4 separate regions of the Homo sapiens genome follow, and regions 1, 2 and 4 are each linked to region 3. The links are chromatin contacts, found by Hi-C or POLR2A ChIA-PET in ENCODE. All regions are on one chromosome and are shown on one strand. Each heading gives the region's core, a stretch centred on a gene start or an enhancer-like site at or near the end of the contact. The rest is flanking DNA. Distances are from core to core; before and after follow the strand shown.

Region 1 (3,533 bases), core at 372-2,871, 680 kb after region 3:
GTCTTTTTTGAGGCTGTGTCTGCAGCTTAGAGTAACGTCTGACACACAGTAGGTGCTCACTTATCATTCAGTGAAAGAGTAACCTCAAGCGGAGGCTATTACTATACCATTTTTTTTTTCGAGATTGGGTATCGCTCTGTCACCCACGCTGGAGTGGAGTAGCATGACCTTGTCTCACTGCAGCCTCCACCTCCCGAGCTTAAGCAATCCTCTCACCTCTGCCTCCCAGTTAGCTGTGTCCACGGGCACACCCAGCTATTTTTTTTTTTTTTGTATTTTTGGTAGAGATGGGGTTTTACCATGTTGCCCAGGCTGGTCTCAAACTCCTGAGTTCAAGCAATCCAACTGCTTCGGCCTCCCAAAGTGCTGGGATTACAGGCGTGAGCCACCTTGCCTGGCCTATAGCAGTTTTGGAGATGAGGAAGCTGAGGTTCATGACAAGGCCCATGTCGACAGATCTGAGATCCAAAGCCCTTTTCAAAGCCCAAGTCTCTTACAGGACGAGAGACTGCCACTTACCAAGCACAGTGGATACGTTGATAGAAATATGATGCTTCTACTTTAATCAGACTTTCTGATGTTTCTCTTTTTCCCTTGTCTGTTTTGAAACTGTAGACAAACAGGCATGTGAGTCTCTAATTCCAGAAAGTTTTATTTACTAGCATAATAATAAAAATAATAGCTTCAAAGTATGCTAAGAACTTTGTATACACTATTTCACTTAATCCCCACAACAAGCCTATTAGAAGGATAATTTAATCTCCTTTATACACATAGAAAAATAAAATTCAGGAAGATAAAATACCCTACCTAAGGTCAGTGGTATCAAAACAAGAATCAGAAGATACAAGCAGTAGCTGAATGTAGTGGCTCATGCCTATAATCCTAGCACTTTGGAAGGCTGAGATAGGAGGACTGCTTGAGACCAGAAGTTTGGGACCAGACTGGGCAACATAGTGAAACCCTGTTTCTACAGAAATTAAAAAAAAAAATTATCCAGAGGCATTGATGTGCACCTGTAGTCTTAGCTATTTGGGAGGCTGAGGCAGGAGGATGGCTTGAGCCCAGGAGTTCAGGGCTGCAGTGAGCTATGATTGCACCACTGCACTCCAGCCTGGGTGACAGAGTGAGACCCTGTCTCTAAAGAGAGAGAGAGAAAAAAAAATACAAATGGCTTAATTTGAGAAGTGAGTGATAAAAGACTAAGGAAACCAAGACTCAAACTCACATCTCTTTGCCTAACCACAGTGCTAGAGTAAACACTCCCTAAAGGCAGGCTCTGAACTGGGTACCAAGGATACGAAGACTCATTCCCTGACCTCAGCAAGCTCATGGTCTAGAAAAGGAGGACCCAATTTGGACAGGAAACAAACCAGGCACAAAACAAGGGGAAGAGGAGAATGGAGAAGGAGGCCTATGGGGACATGCTGGGCTCCTGCAACCTTAATGGTGGTAAATATAAAAGGGACTGACCTTCTAGTTTTTCAGTGTAACACCAGAGCTGTAGAGGGAGAAGGGCCACTAGGAGATTCCATTTCAGTGATGTAGCCAGCAGGAAAGCCCCCATAAGTGAGAGCCTGGAGAAGTATCTCCTACCCTGGACTGTGGCAGGAGGGAAAAAGAGCAGTCACTGTAGGGTGAATAGAGTGGTCCTTAGATTTAGTGTTTTACTTCCCCTCCCAGCCTTGAGCCAGCTGCTGTGACTCATGGCTCTTTGGCTGCAGGAAACCCGTTACAACCTAACTTTCTGCCTAGGTCAATTGGTTTTGGTTTCATTTTCTAGTCTGGAGTATGATCATGTTGTCTATTAAACTCAGAAATTTTCTTGACATTTTCAGTTTCATGCAGAATGAAAAAGAAGTGGTCTTGTGACAATGTGATCACCTTGCTGAATGTTCTAGAGCTAACCAGTGGGACAAGGGACAAGGGCTTCCTTATCAGGATGGAGTCTCGGTCTGTGAAGCCAGCAGTCCCAGTATTTGAAAAAAAAGTTGTCTCAGTCAGTGTTCTAGCAAAAAATGGATGGTACACTCAAACTGTGTAACTTGGAGGGAATTTAAGGAAAAGATCATTTACTTAGATGCAAAGGAAACTCTGGGGCTTATAACAGCAGGCAGTCATTACCTTCCCTATCTCTTAAAAGGCAAGAAGAGGGAGCAGTTCCTGGAACAAAAAGACGGGAGTTGTAGGGAGAGGGCTCCCCAAAAAGAGGCTGCCTTCATGAGAAGAAAGCAGCCAAGCCCTAGCAAAATCCTAAAAGGAGGGAGCAGGGAGAATAAATCCCCCATCCTCACTCTCCTGCCACTCCCTGCATCTCTTGCTGGTAACTTGCAAAGGCTGGGCACAATTGGGAGCTAGAAGGCAAGGGAGATCATTGATGGGGCCCATGCAGGTCGGCCTCCTAGGGTGCAGAGGTGGGTACAGAAGGGTAGGGAGATCTGGAGAGCCATGGAAACTCATGTAACATGTAACAATAGTTATGGCTGGTTGACAATAACTATACAAAGAGTGTCGATTGTGGTAGACAACTGCCATTGACTACTCAGGATACATCTGGCCCTTTCAAAGCACTTTTATGAACTAGCTCTTTTGATTCTCACAACAAGCCCTTAAGGTGGGCACTGTCCTGGACCCATTTTCCAGACAGGGAAACCAGGGATGAAAGAGGTTAAGCATTCGCTGGGAAATGAAGGAGTATGAACTCAAACCCAGATGGCTGTGGTTACAGATCCAGTGCTTGTTGTCCACTGGATGGGCCCATCTTACCCAAAATGATAACCGAGGAGCTAGGTCCTCAATCATTGCTGAAGGGTAGGGACATGAGTATGGCCTGGGGAACAAGAGGAAATAGTTCCATAAGCATTGTTTAGCATAAATGAGATCAAACAAACATGCTTCATTTAAAAGATGTTAAAATATCACCCAAGTGGGTGGGGGTGGGGAGACAGAACCAGAGAGAACGAGCGAGAGCGAGCATGCACCAACTGCACGTAGGATACGAGCCAAATGTCTAATTATAGCTGATAAGGCTCCTCCTGATCTGTGCCCTGCCTACTCATCTTTCCCTGTTCCCCGTGGGGCACTGTGTCCCAGCCAAAGGAAACTCTACTTAGTTCTCAAAATAGCCCTAGGTCTTCTGCCTGGGACAGTTCACCCCACCTTGTATTCGCCCACCTCAAATCCTATTTATCTATTGGGTCCTAGTTTTGGCCTTTCTCTTGCCTTTCTTCCTCTCTCCCTCCTTCCTTCCCCTAGCAAACACTTATCGGCATCGGGTGTGTGCAGATATAGTGGTCAGTGTTGCAGACCTGGGTCAATACTGGTCCCTGCCTTTATGGAGTTTCCACGAGGAAATCTTCCCTCCACGCCCAAGTGTAGGCTGGGGAGTCCTCCTTTGTGTTTTTGCGGCCTCTCTTACTCTGTTGTCTATCACCTGGTTTCGTGCCTGTCTCCTCTCTCAGACCATAGACTCATGAGGTTGGGACTCTGTCTGATTCTGTGGGTGTTCATTTCCTATCACTCCTGTAACAAAT
Region 2 (3,654 bases), core at 31-2,530, 630 kb after region 3:
TCAATGGGGAAAGAATGATTTTTGTCATTCTCACAAGATTAAACAAGATAATGGCTTGAAAGAACTGTATTGAGATGTACAGATGTCAACACATTATTATTATGGGGCATTAAAGGAAATTAAAGAATATTCCAAATTACTGTCACTTGAATTGGGGATGGCTTCACGTACAAGTGATGAGGATATTATCTCTCAGTTTCAGTTACAAATTCTTTCACCCCCATACTCTGTTTTGAGACACTGGGCTGGGACTCTACAAACCAAATTCCTTCTTTGTCAGCAGCTCCCTTTTAGGCCCTGACAACAAAGGATGCTTGAGAGAGACCGTATGACAGGAGGAGGAAGAAAAGACTGGCTGCTTCCTGTTTGCTTCCGTTTCTGTCACCTCAGGCTGGCTTCTTCACACTGGCAGCAGCACTTCCTTCCAGTTGAGTCCAGTTTGCAGTTTTCCAATACATGGAGGAGCAGCCTTGTTGCATTCCCTCAGAGACACCAACATAGCTGCTGGAGTTTCCTCCAAAGAGGTCTGGCTTCCAGCTCCACAGAACTCCTCTTCCTAGCCCAGAGACCTCAGCACCAGCTGAGCAATTGCTATGCATTTTTGACCTGTATTCGAGTGCTCTGGGGCTAATCCTTCAAGTTTCTGCCTTTTAATCATTCTAACCTCTCCTTTTGTTTCCTCAGCAGTAGGGGTTGTTAACTATTTCCTGTAATTGCTAACACTTGTTACTCTTTTTGTTATTATAGTTCTTTAGCACTTAGTTAACAATTCTTTATGTCAAATTCTCTCTTAAAAGTAAGCGAAGTGTTTTTTCTGTATCCTGAACCACTGCACAAATGGACATATTAGGCTAGGTTTGGAGAAGAAATAGGAGGAGAACTGGTATAGAAAAGAGCTCAGGAAACTCCAATAGTCCTTTATAAAGGTTCTTTGAAAAATTCTAGAACGTTCCTAAGGTAAGTAGCTTCTGTGATGGCCCCCAATGATACTTACATGCTAGCATTCATGGCAGGATTGATTATGCCACTTCTAAGATTAGGTTATTTAAAAAATCTGTAGCTTCCATCTTAGGTACTCTCTCTTGTATTGCCAACTTTGGGGAAAACTAGCTGCCGGATTATCAGGTGGTCCTATAGAGAGACCCACATACTGTGGGGCCACAGCCTGCAAACACATGAGTTAGCTCGGAAGCAGATCACCATCCCTGCCCCTGATAGCCCTCAGATAAGACTGCAGCCTCAGCTGACTGCTTACAACCTTGTGAGACGTTAAGTCAGAGACACTCAGCCAAACCACACCCAGATTCCTGACTCACAGAATTGAGATTAAAAACGTTTGTTATTTTAAGCTAGTAAGTTTTGGAGTAAGTTGTTATGCAGCGATAGAAGACAAATGAAGTTTCTTTTATTGAGAAACTATGGAAGGACGAAAAGAAAATATTTTTCCAACTTTATTTTCCTAATCAGTGAATATAGAAAACTGATTTAAGAACCAGCAGTTGTATATAATTATATTCCATTGATATTCTTTCAGTTTCTAAGATTTTACTTTCTCCAAACCTTAGTTTGTTTCTCTTTCTGTCTTCCTTTTTAGTGAAATATATGCTGTTGGAGAGGAAACTGGGGCAGAGAGAAATAATACATATTTCTAAATAATCTTCTGGCTCTAATTTACCCACAGGCATACCCTGAGCTAGGTATTAAATAAAGAAAAACTGTATATTTCAAACCCTAGCTCTCATTTCTAAGGCACTTACAAGTTAATTGAGATGACAAGACACGGACAAAATTAAGTAACCTAAGGAGACCAGGACTAATCAGGATTCTTGTTTGCAAACAGTGTATTTGTCATGGTGGGTTAACATCTTTAACAGGCAAACACAAAGTGTCAATGCTTGGACATTATGTACAACTTTATTTCTTGGCATGAAGGGACTGCGAGGCAGGAGGGGCTGTGTTCTATGTACTTACTTAAGAACCCGGAGCTCTGGGTCCTCCCATCTTGTGCCCCTGCCTTCCTCTAAGTGACATCAGTGAGCAGCTGGGGAAAGAGAGCAAATAGCTGATGAAGTGGGAAGTTTTTGTGGGCTAGCTCTGGAAGTACATCACTTCTTTTCATATTCCATTGGCCAGAATTCAGTTATACAGAGCCAAAGAACTGCAAGGCAGGCTGGGAAATGTAGTCAGCTGTGTGTCCAGGATGAAAAGGAAGTGAGGTTGGGTGAACACATAAATGCAGCCACAAACAAACAAATTCTTGTTGAATTCAACAGAAAAAAGTAAATTGAAGTGGTATTTGCATAGCTACTGCTACCAAGTAGAGTTGTGCAGGTTTTGTCCAGCAGAAAGGTCCTGGGTGAGGGTGAGTGAAAGCTGTGTTCAGCTTGAAGAAAGGTTTGCTTCTTTCTAATGATCTACTAAGAGGGACGCGCCTTTAAGAAACCCATACAAAGGCACTATGTGTGTTAGGACACCCTGTATCTATCTTACAGAATCAACAAGAAGGCACAAAGGTGAGGCTTGGATATCAAGCAGAGCCCAATGCTGGTCAAGAACAATCTATTACAATGTTGCTGGTGACCCTGCCACCACTGGGCATTCACTGCCATGTGACAGGACCCTGACACCCTGGAAGCTGTGTCCTTACATGGTAGAAATGGGTCTAGCTGCCTCTCTGGGGTTTCTTTTATAAGGGCACTTGTAAGGGTGGAACACACATGACCTAATCATCTTCCCACAGGCCCCACCTTCTAATATCATCACCTTGATAATTAAGTTTTAACATATGAATTTTGGGGGACACAAATATTCAGACCATTGCATCCTCTTATTGTTTTCTCAGATCACTCCAGGGACCACTCATCTGGGTTCTCTGAGAAACAGACAGACACCAGATAGGCTTCAATGTGTGAGAAATTTATTAGGGAAAGTGCCTACGAGAGACAAGGGAAAGGAAGTTGGGAGTGTAGGAGAGAATGCAAGTGATGCAAGTGCAGAAGAGAGGGGGGATTAATGAAGGGAAATTGGGCATTAAGGGTCTAGATTGCAGTGCACCTCTAAGAGAAGTATGGCAATGTTGTTGGGGAGGCCTGAGCTAATGTTGGCTCATCAGAGGAGCCCCCGATCTCCCCAGGACCTGACCTATTTTAGTACTCCCAGAGTGCTCAGTGATTGGCTGGGAGCAGCAGTGGGAGCATGGCCCAGATGCAGGTGCAGAGATGGATTCCAGTGCCCAGCAATGAGGGCACTTATGCTGCATGTAGTTTGAGATCTGAGGAGCCCATTGTCATGGCCACCATAGCAGCAATTAGAATGCTCTAAATCAGTGGCTGGACTCAACTGTTTAAAGATTAAGCTTCAGTCATCATTCCAAAGAGTGAAGGGTAAAAAGCTCCCTGCAGGTGAAACCCTGTCTGTACTAAAAATACAAAAATTAACTAGTCATGGTGGCACGCACCTGTAGTCCCAGCTACTCAGGAGGCTGAGGCAGAAGAATTGCTTCAACCCAGGAAGTGGAAGTTGCAGTGAGCTGAGATCACACCACTGCACTCCAGCCTGGGTGACAGAGTGAGACTCCATCTCAAAACAAAATAAAACAAAACAATCTCCTAACCCACGTATCTTTAAAGTCATTAACTTCATTAACAAAGCCCT
Region 3 (3,352 bases), core at 723-3,222:
GAAAAATATCATTTTTTAGCCAGAAAAAAAATCTCAGAACTGTTCTTTCTCCTAACATTTACACTGAGGGACTCAGCTGAAGCTCACGATACTAAAAGTTTGTGGTATAATTTGTTTTATAATCAAGATTGGTTTGATAGTACAAAAGCTTTCAGAGTAAAAATGTAAGACAGTAAATGAGAGCTGGCTGGAAGGAAAAATGTAGCTATGTTAGTTTGATATTCAACCAAAAGCTATAATCTTATTAAACATATTTAAACATGGTTTTCATTTAGATTTGGCAGCTTGATTAATGGGGATGTATTAAATAATACCTGGCTGCTAGGAGCATATTTAGGAATCAGTGCCACATAAAACATACGACATGTACAATTCAGTTTCATTATTATTTAAGGTTCTCTGTTCTCTTGGCTGTGGGCACACACATATTAAAAATTAAGTACACGCACTCAATGTATGCGCTGCGCTTTTAAAGGGCTTTCTCTTTAAGCAGAAAGATGAAATGGAAAACGAACTCAACTCTGGTGAAAGGTAATGGATTCATCCCTTTGGGGACAGCTGTCCTGTTTATCAAAAGAAAGGGGAGAGGTGGGTCAGAAGCAAGAAAAAAAAATTCCCAAGTGGTCAGCAAAGAGAGACGCCCAACTTCAGAGGGGAGCTGAAATCAGTTTCTACACCCAGGCTTCCTTCTTTGTCACAGTTGAGAGGTCGAATGAATGGTATGTTTAACCATGAGGCCATGGGGGAATTGAGATGCTGATTCCCAGAGCATTATAGAAACACTTTGGTAATGGGGGTGTGGGGGTTGGAGGGGAGTGTGAAGAAGCATCTGTAGTTTTTCTGGGCATAATGCTAGGTACTGACCAAGGGGTGGGAACTGCGGGGTGGGCATGGTTCTGACTAGCTGGGAAGATAGAAAAGTATGAAGTAAAGGACCAAGTATCATAATAGAGTTCTACTCAGTGTTTTTGATGAGAAAAAAATGATACATATGACATGCAGAACCTTATCAATAAATTATCTTTCTCCCCTTTCAAATGACATGAGGTTCCCTAATAATCTTTGGGCTGGAACAAGACATCTCAGAGAGGCCAAAATGTCATATATCACATTACATTTCTAAACAACCCAATGGGACAGGGAAAAGTACTATTAATATTTTAACTTTGGAAACTATGTTTAAATCCAGAAAAAATACAGAAAGCATCTCATCAATCAGAAGGAAAAAAAAGACATGCTTTTTTGATAAAAGTATTATTATCTCTATGTACAGATTACAGAACTGAGGCTCAGAGAGTTCAATCACGTTACCCAAGATCACATATTTAGTAAGTTTCAGAGGTAGGACTGGAACCCAAGCTTGTCTTATTTGAAAACCCACTTTTAAAATCTTCAACTCTCATTGCTTCTCTGATTGACTGAAGCCTTGGGCAGAAGAAACAAAGAAAATAGGGGGTGATGTGGAGGGGCACAGCATGCAATTCTGTTTACCTCTTGTGTCACCTACTTGCAAAAGACTGGAAGAAGAGAGTCTGATTTCTTCTCAAATACTGCTTCCCATTGCTGCTATCGTCCACAACTGAGCTATCTATTTCCCCCACTGGAAAGAAGTCACAAAAATGTTAAGCACGCCAAAGTCTTCACAGCGACGATGGTTATAATCAGCAGATCACAGAGAACAAGCTATGTTGCATTAAGAATACAACCAAGAAGGAAGGAAATTCTGATACGTGCTACAGCATGGATAAACCTTGAGAACATTATGCTAAATGCAATTAGCCAGTCAACAAAAGACAAATGCTGTATGATTCCACTTATATGAGGTATCTAAAGAGTAGTTAAATTCACAGAGACAGAAAGTAGAATGGTGGTTGCTAGGGGTTGGGGGAGGGGGCAATGCAGAGTTATTGTTTAACGGGTAAAGTTTCAGTTTTGCAAGATGAAAAGAGTTCCGGAGATGGATGGTGGTGATGGTTGCACAATAATGTGAATGAACTTAATACCACCAAACCGTACACTTAAAAATGGTTAAGATGATAAATTTTATGTTATGTGTATTACAAACAAACAAAAGAATACAACCAGGACCACCTCCTCCAATGGTGATTTACAATTATGTACAATGTTCTCTTGCCTGGCACAATATGAAGCATGACCTTCAACATTTTCAAATTTTTTGAAGTAAAGGTATTTTTGTGGTATTTCCTCGCCACTTTTCTGGAAAGCAGTACATCTGGAGGTAAAGGGTTTTTTTTTTTCATGTAATTTTACATTTGCGTGTTTCATATGGATGCTTGTCCTGGTTTGATCAGCAACGAGCTCTCTGGCCATGCACAAAGCACTTCCCGTTTCTGGGTCTCAACTTCCTCATCTGTAAAAAGAGGGTTTGTGTGGGATGATCTCTAAGGGCCCTTCCAGTTCTCAGTTCAGATTCCTATTTTTCCAAATGCTAATAGTGTCTACACTCTTAGGTACACATTGCTTACTATTAACACTCATCAGATCCTTTTTGCGAGCCACTCGTCATTTCAGAAATACCTGCACTTGCTGCACTTTTCCTGGGGGCTAGACAGAGAGATGAAGGACACAGTGTGAGGTAGGTAGACAGAAAGAAAACAATTGAAAGGCCTCTTGGAAGGAGCACTGGACTGGGAGTCTGATGCTATGAGGTTTAGTCCTGGGCCCCCGCCACTTGCTCACCATGTGAATCAGGGAGGAAGAAAGCATTTACTGGGGCCTTTTATGCATGAGGCACTTTTATACATATTATCGTACTATTTCACACATTTTAGTAATTCAGGTCCTATCTTCACAATTATTTTCTTTTCTCAAGTACTACCTATAGTATTGATTAGTCATAAAATATTTCTTTAAGTCCTGGGAAAAAAACTTTTCTTTCTTTTTAAAATTTTCTAGGGAAAAATGTTCATGAAAACCCAGGTTTAATGCTAGGTACTTTTCTAGTATCTATTAAAACTTAGAAAAAGGGTGTCTATAAACCAGGACGTAGAATGCCTGAATGTCACTGGTGGTATGTCTGTACATTTTGGAAGATGACACTTGATCTTATTTTATCTCCATTTTTGGCTGCTGGTGCCCATGGAATTCAGCAACTCATCCAATTTTGAACCAGCAGAACTCACAGCAATGTGCTGGTTCATATTTCTCTCACTTTTAGAAGGAATATGTTCTAGAAAGTTGCATACACAGAACTTCCATGATTTTTAGATTTCATAGATGGCAACACTTCCAAAATGACTTGGGAGACTGACATATGGTTAGAAAGTTTTTATTTTGCTAAGAAGAAGCTCAAAGTTTTCTCTGACAAGTAATATATAAAAAAAAAACCCAC
Region 4 (3,614 bases), core at 607-3,106, 650 kb after region 3:
CTGTAAAGAAATGCCTGTGGATGGGTAATTTATACAGAAAAGAGGTTTAACTGGTTCACGATTCCATAGGCTGTAAAGAGAGTATGATGCTGGCATCTACTTGGCTTCTGGGGAGGCCTCAGGAAACTTACAATCATGGTGGAAGGTGAAGGGGGAGCAGGCACAACACATAGCCAGAACAGGAGCAAGAGAGGGAGTGGGGAGCATGCCACACACTTTTAAATGACATCTCTCACAAGATGCGAAAACTCACTATCATGAGGACAGAACTAAGGGTATGGTACTAAATCATTTATGATAAATCCACCCCCATGATCCAGTCACCTCCAACCAGGCCCCACCTCCAACATAGGGGATACATTTCAACGTGAAATTTGGGTAGGGACACACATCCACACTATATCACGGTCCATGCAGAATACCTTTCATTTGCCCCTCTAGATCCATACATTACCTTTCCTCATCTGCTCTGTATTCAAGAGGTTGATCTATGGGGATTGAATTGGTGGGTTCTTGAACCTTCTGTTTCTAGTTGGGTTTGGCCAACAGGGAGCCACAGGAGACCAGAGGGAGGGAAAAGAGGAAGGGAGAGAGTATGATATTCCTTTGATACACTGTTTGCAACGTCACTGAACTGGCCATGTTCCTCACTGCTCCTCCTGAGGAAAGCAACTCTGCAGGACAGTTCAGCAGCTATTAAGAGTTGTGAGAACAGTTCAGGAGCTATTAAGTGCCTACTCTCTCTTTTGTGATTCTTCTATATCTGCACCTTTGCATATAATCCCTCCTTGAAATCTGCTATTTCCTGGGAGCTGTCAGACTGTTGGGACCCTGATTGGTACACAGTGTGACCCAGCACAAACCTCAGGGAGCTCTCTGAAGGCACATCTGCTATAGATCCTGTTACATTACCTGCTGCTGGTTTGCTTCCCTGACTTCCCCACCAGACTGTTTCATCTCACCTTGTCTTGTAGATATGCAAGAGGCCTACCCACATTTAGTGAGCAGCTGTTATGTGCTGGGCCGTGGCCTAAGCACCGAAGATTCAGAGATTGATAAATGATAATTCCTGACCTTGCAGATCCCTGACTCTAGTACAGGAGCTGAGACTTGAGCCCCATTTAACACTGTGGCTCTCAAATCCCAGATCCACCACTGACTAGCTGTGTGATCTGGGCAAGTCATCTCTCTGAGCCTCAGTTTCCTCATCTGTAAATGGAAATCAGGGCAGCTACCTCGGAGGATGATTGTGAGGATTAAAGTAGTTAGCATAGTGCCTGGCATACACTAGGTACTCAATAAGTGCCCATTATTATTTTTATCGTAGCAGGTGCTTAGTGTATATTAAATGAATAACTGAATGTATTATCTCATTTGGTCTCCATAGCAACCTGTTCTCTACCCTTCCCCACTATATACAATCCAAGTAGACGTGGAAGGAATTTCTTTCCCCATTTCACAGATGAGGAAATTGGGAATGAATGAATGAATATCTAACCCACCAGCCTGCTCTGCCTCCCACCTTTTCCCAGAGGCCACAGTGAGGCTGTTTGTCCAGGGAACTGTGAGCCCTGGGCCCTAGAGGAGTCATCCTGGCTTTCTGTCTTGACTTTCTGGCTCCAGAGGACTTGTGCCAGTAGCTCACCACAATTTGCTCTGTGCCTAACACAGGCTGGGGTTCAGGTGCTCCTGAAGTTTGTAAACACTGGGGTCTGCCAGGCGCTTCCCCCAAAGCCCCAGCTTCCCAGAACCGGTGGCCCCAGTTCCTGTTCAGCTGCTGCTCTTTCTGTAACTCCTTTGCAAGTACCACTGCCCCTTCTGGTAAGTGCAGGGGCCAGGAGGCAGATTCTACTTTCACATTCACTACCACACCCACAGGAGGGAGATTTCTTAAAGTGGAGGGGAACTTTTCTTTTGCTGTAGGCCCAACCTCAAGCCTCCTCCTTAACACCTCAGTTTTTTCAGGGGATACTTAGTTTCCCACTGAAGCTCAGGAAGGGTAAGTCCCCACAACATCAAAACTTGAATCTGCTCCAGAAACATGGGAGTCCCTGATCCCTGCAGAGACCCTGCCCTCCGCTTGGCACGTTTGATGTATATCCTCGTGTACTCCCTCCAATGCCCCTGCACGGTGGGCATAGCTTCTGAATGGCAGTAGCAGGACTGAGGCTCAGGGCAATGGAATGCCTAGTATTGGAATGTTCGAATAAGAAAAACTACACCTTCAAACTTTAGAAGCAGAGTTGGAAATCACTGCAAAACAAAAGTCCCTAAACAGAATGAGTCTTTGCTGTTTCTGTACCATATGCACAGCCCTGCTACTTTGCTTTCTATGAACTGCATGTCTATTTGTGTCCATATCTGTCTCCCCTAGTTGACTATACCTCCTCAAGGATGGAGAAGATGACTCACCCATATTCCTCTCCCCATCCCAGCACATGGCCTGAGGCAAGAAGGGATGGTTGACCTCAGAAGCTGAAAGCAGACCATCGTGCCTGGTGGTAGGGGGTCAGCATAGGAGAGATGCAGGGCCAGGTCACACAGGGTCCTGTAGGTCATGGTGAGGGATCAGGATTTAATTATAGGTGCAAATGGAAGCCACTGAAGGCTCTTGAGGAGGGCCCTTCCTTCCATGTTGTAGAAAGATAATTCTGGCTCTAGGATGAAGAATAGATTGGAAGGTGACAGAGGAGGAAGCAGGAAGCCCAGTTAGGAGCTATCACAACAGAACAGACAAGAGCCAGGGACGTTTTTTCAGGACTATGGTTCCCAGGCTTCAGCGGGCATCAGGATCACCTGCAGGGCTTGTTAAAGCACAGCTCACTGGCCCCAACCTCAGAGTTTCTGATTCAGTAGGTCTGGGGTGAGGTCTGAGTGTTGAGTTTCTATGAAGGTGAGATGCTGCAGTCCCCAAGAACCACTGCTTGAGAAAAGGAGAGGAAGAAAGCGATAATGTGTGGTCTTGTTCTCAAAGAGCTTTCATCTCTGTGAGCACTACATGAACAGTGCAATTCTAGAGAGCCAGATGGATGTCGATTGTGGGATCCCACGGAAGAACATCTCCCCAGCATGGGTGTGGAGGAGAGGGTCAGAGGAAGTGTATTAGTTCATTCTCACATTGCTATAAAGAAATACTTGAGACTGGGTAATTTATAAAGAAAATGGGTTTAATTGGCTCACCGTTCTGCAGGCTATACAGGAAGCATGGCTGGGGAGGCCTCAGGAAACATTCAATTATGGCAGAAGGTGAAGGAGAAGCAGGCACATCTTCACATGGTGAAGAAGGGAAAAGAGAAAGTGCACGAAGTAGGAGGTGTTACACACTTTCAAACAACAAGATCTTGTGAGAACTCTGTCACAAAACAACACTAGGAGACAGTGTTAAACCATTAGAAACCACCCCCATGATCCAACCATCTCCCACCACGTCTACCTCCAACTCTGGGGATCACAATTCAACATGAGATTTGGGTGGGGCCCACAGCCAAATCATATTGGGAAGCTCCTGGAAGAAGAAACTCTTGAATGAAGTTATACTAGTTAACTGGGACTTAACCAAGGGAGGGAGATCCCTGGAAAGAATGAGAAAAAGAGGATCTTCAAGACAGAGGACA

The links. A loop is a pair of places that touch in the nucleus more often than their neighbours do. ChIA-PET counts read pairs that join two places held with the same protein, here RNA polymerase II (POLR2A). Pooled maps may share reads with other maps.
Region 1: a map of GM12878 shows a loop between it and region 3 (4-fold over the local background). The contact joins the promoter of LINC01358 here to the enhancer-like site in region 3. A Hi-C loop is called at or near these places in 2 of 168 maps with a recorded cell type or tissue (B cell and GM12878), 21 of 37 single-sample maps with no recorded cell type and 13 of 50 pooled maps. POLR2A ChIA-PET finds 5 or more read pairs at or near these places in 1 of 52 experiments (GM10248).
Region 2: a map of heart left ventricle shows a loop between it and region 3 (2.3-fold over the local background). The contact joins two enhancer-like sites. A Hi-C loop is called at or near these places in 15 of 168 maps with a recorded cell type or tissue (A673, B cell, CD4-positive, alpha-beta T cell and 11 more), 3 of 37 single-sample maps with no recorded cell type and 25 of 50 pooled maps. POLR2A ChIA-PET finds 5 or more read pairs at or near these places in 1 of 52 experiments (OCI-LY7).
Region 4: a loop to region 3 is called in a map of B cell, with 9 times the contacts of the local background. The contact joins two enhancer-like sites. A Hi-C loop is called at or near these places in 7 of 168 maps with a recorded cell type or tissue (B cell, Right ventricle myocardium inferior, heart right ventricle and 3 more), 17 of 37 single-sample maps with no recorded cell type and 23 of 50 pooled maps. POLR2A ChIA-PET finds 5 or more read pairs at or near these places in 1 of 52 experiments (GM10248).

The regions. Positions count from the first base shown.
Region 1 is chr1:59,018,564-59,022,096 of GRCh38, reverse strand. LINC01358 (long intergenic non-protein coding RNA 1358) reads right to left here and starts at 1,621. Exons shown (of 3, transcript NR_110626.2): 1 at 1,474-1,621; 2 at 520-609. RefSeq lists enhancers at 1,750-1,859, 1,890-1,939.
Region 2 is chr1:59,060,502-59,064,155 of GRCh38, reverse strand. All of the region lies in intron 2 of LINC01358 (long intergenic non-protein coding RNA 1358), which reads right to left. Among named protein-coding and RNA genes, the nearest start is that of LINC01358, 42 kb to the right of the region's middle. Within about 2 kb of position 1,280, at least 16 of the 41 ENCODE cell types and tissues checked have a DNase peak (open chromatin) inside an H3K27ac peak, as active enhancers do.
Region 3 is chr1:59,695,896-59,699,247 of GRCh38, reverse strand. The region is part of intron 14 of FGGY (FGGY carbohydrate kinase domain containing); the gene reads right to left. Among named protein-coding and RNA genes, the nearest start is that of MIR4711, 36 kb to the left of the region's middle. Within about 2 kb of position 1,972, at least 3 of the 41 ENCODE cell types and tissues checked have a DNase peak (open chromatin) inside an H3K27ac peak, as active enhancers do; they include B cell, where a contact is called at or near this core.
Region 4 is chr1:59,045,098-59,048,711 of GRCh38, reverse strand. The region is part of intron 2 of LINC01358 (long intergenic non-protein coding RNA 1358); the gene reads right to left. Among named protein-coding and RNA genes, the nearest start is that of LINC01358, 26 kb to the right of the region's middle. RefSeq lists enhancers at 2,083-2,152, 3,008-3,057. Within about 2 kb of position 1,856, at least 6 of the 41 ENCODE cell types and tissues checked have a DNase peak (open chromatin) inside an H3K27ac peak, as active enhancers do; they include B cell, where a contact is called at or near this core.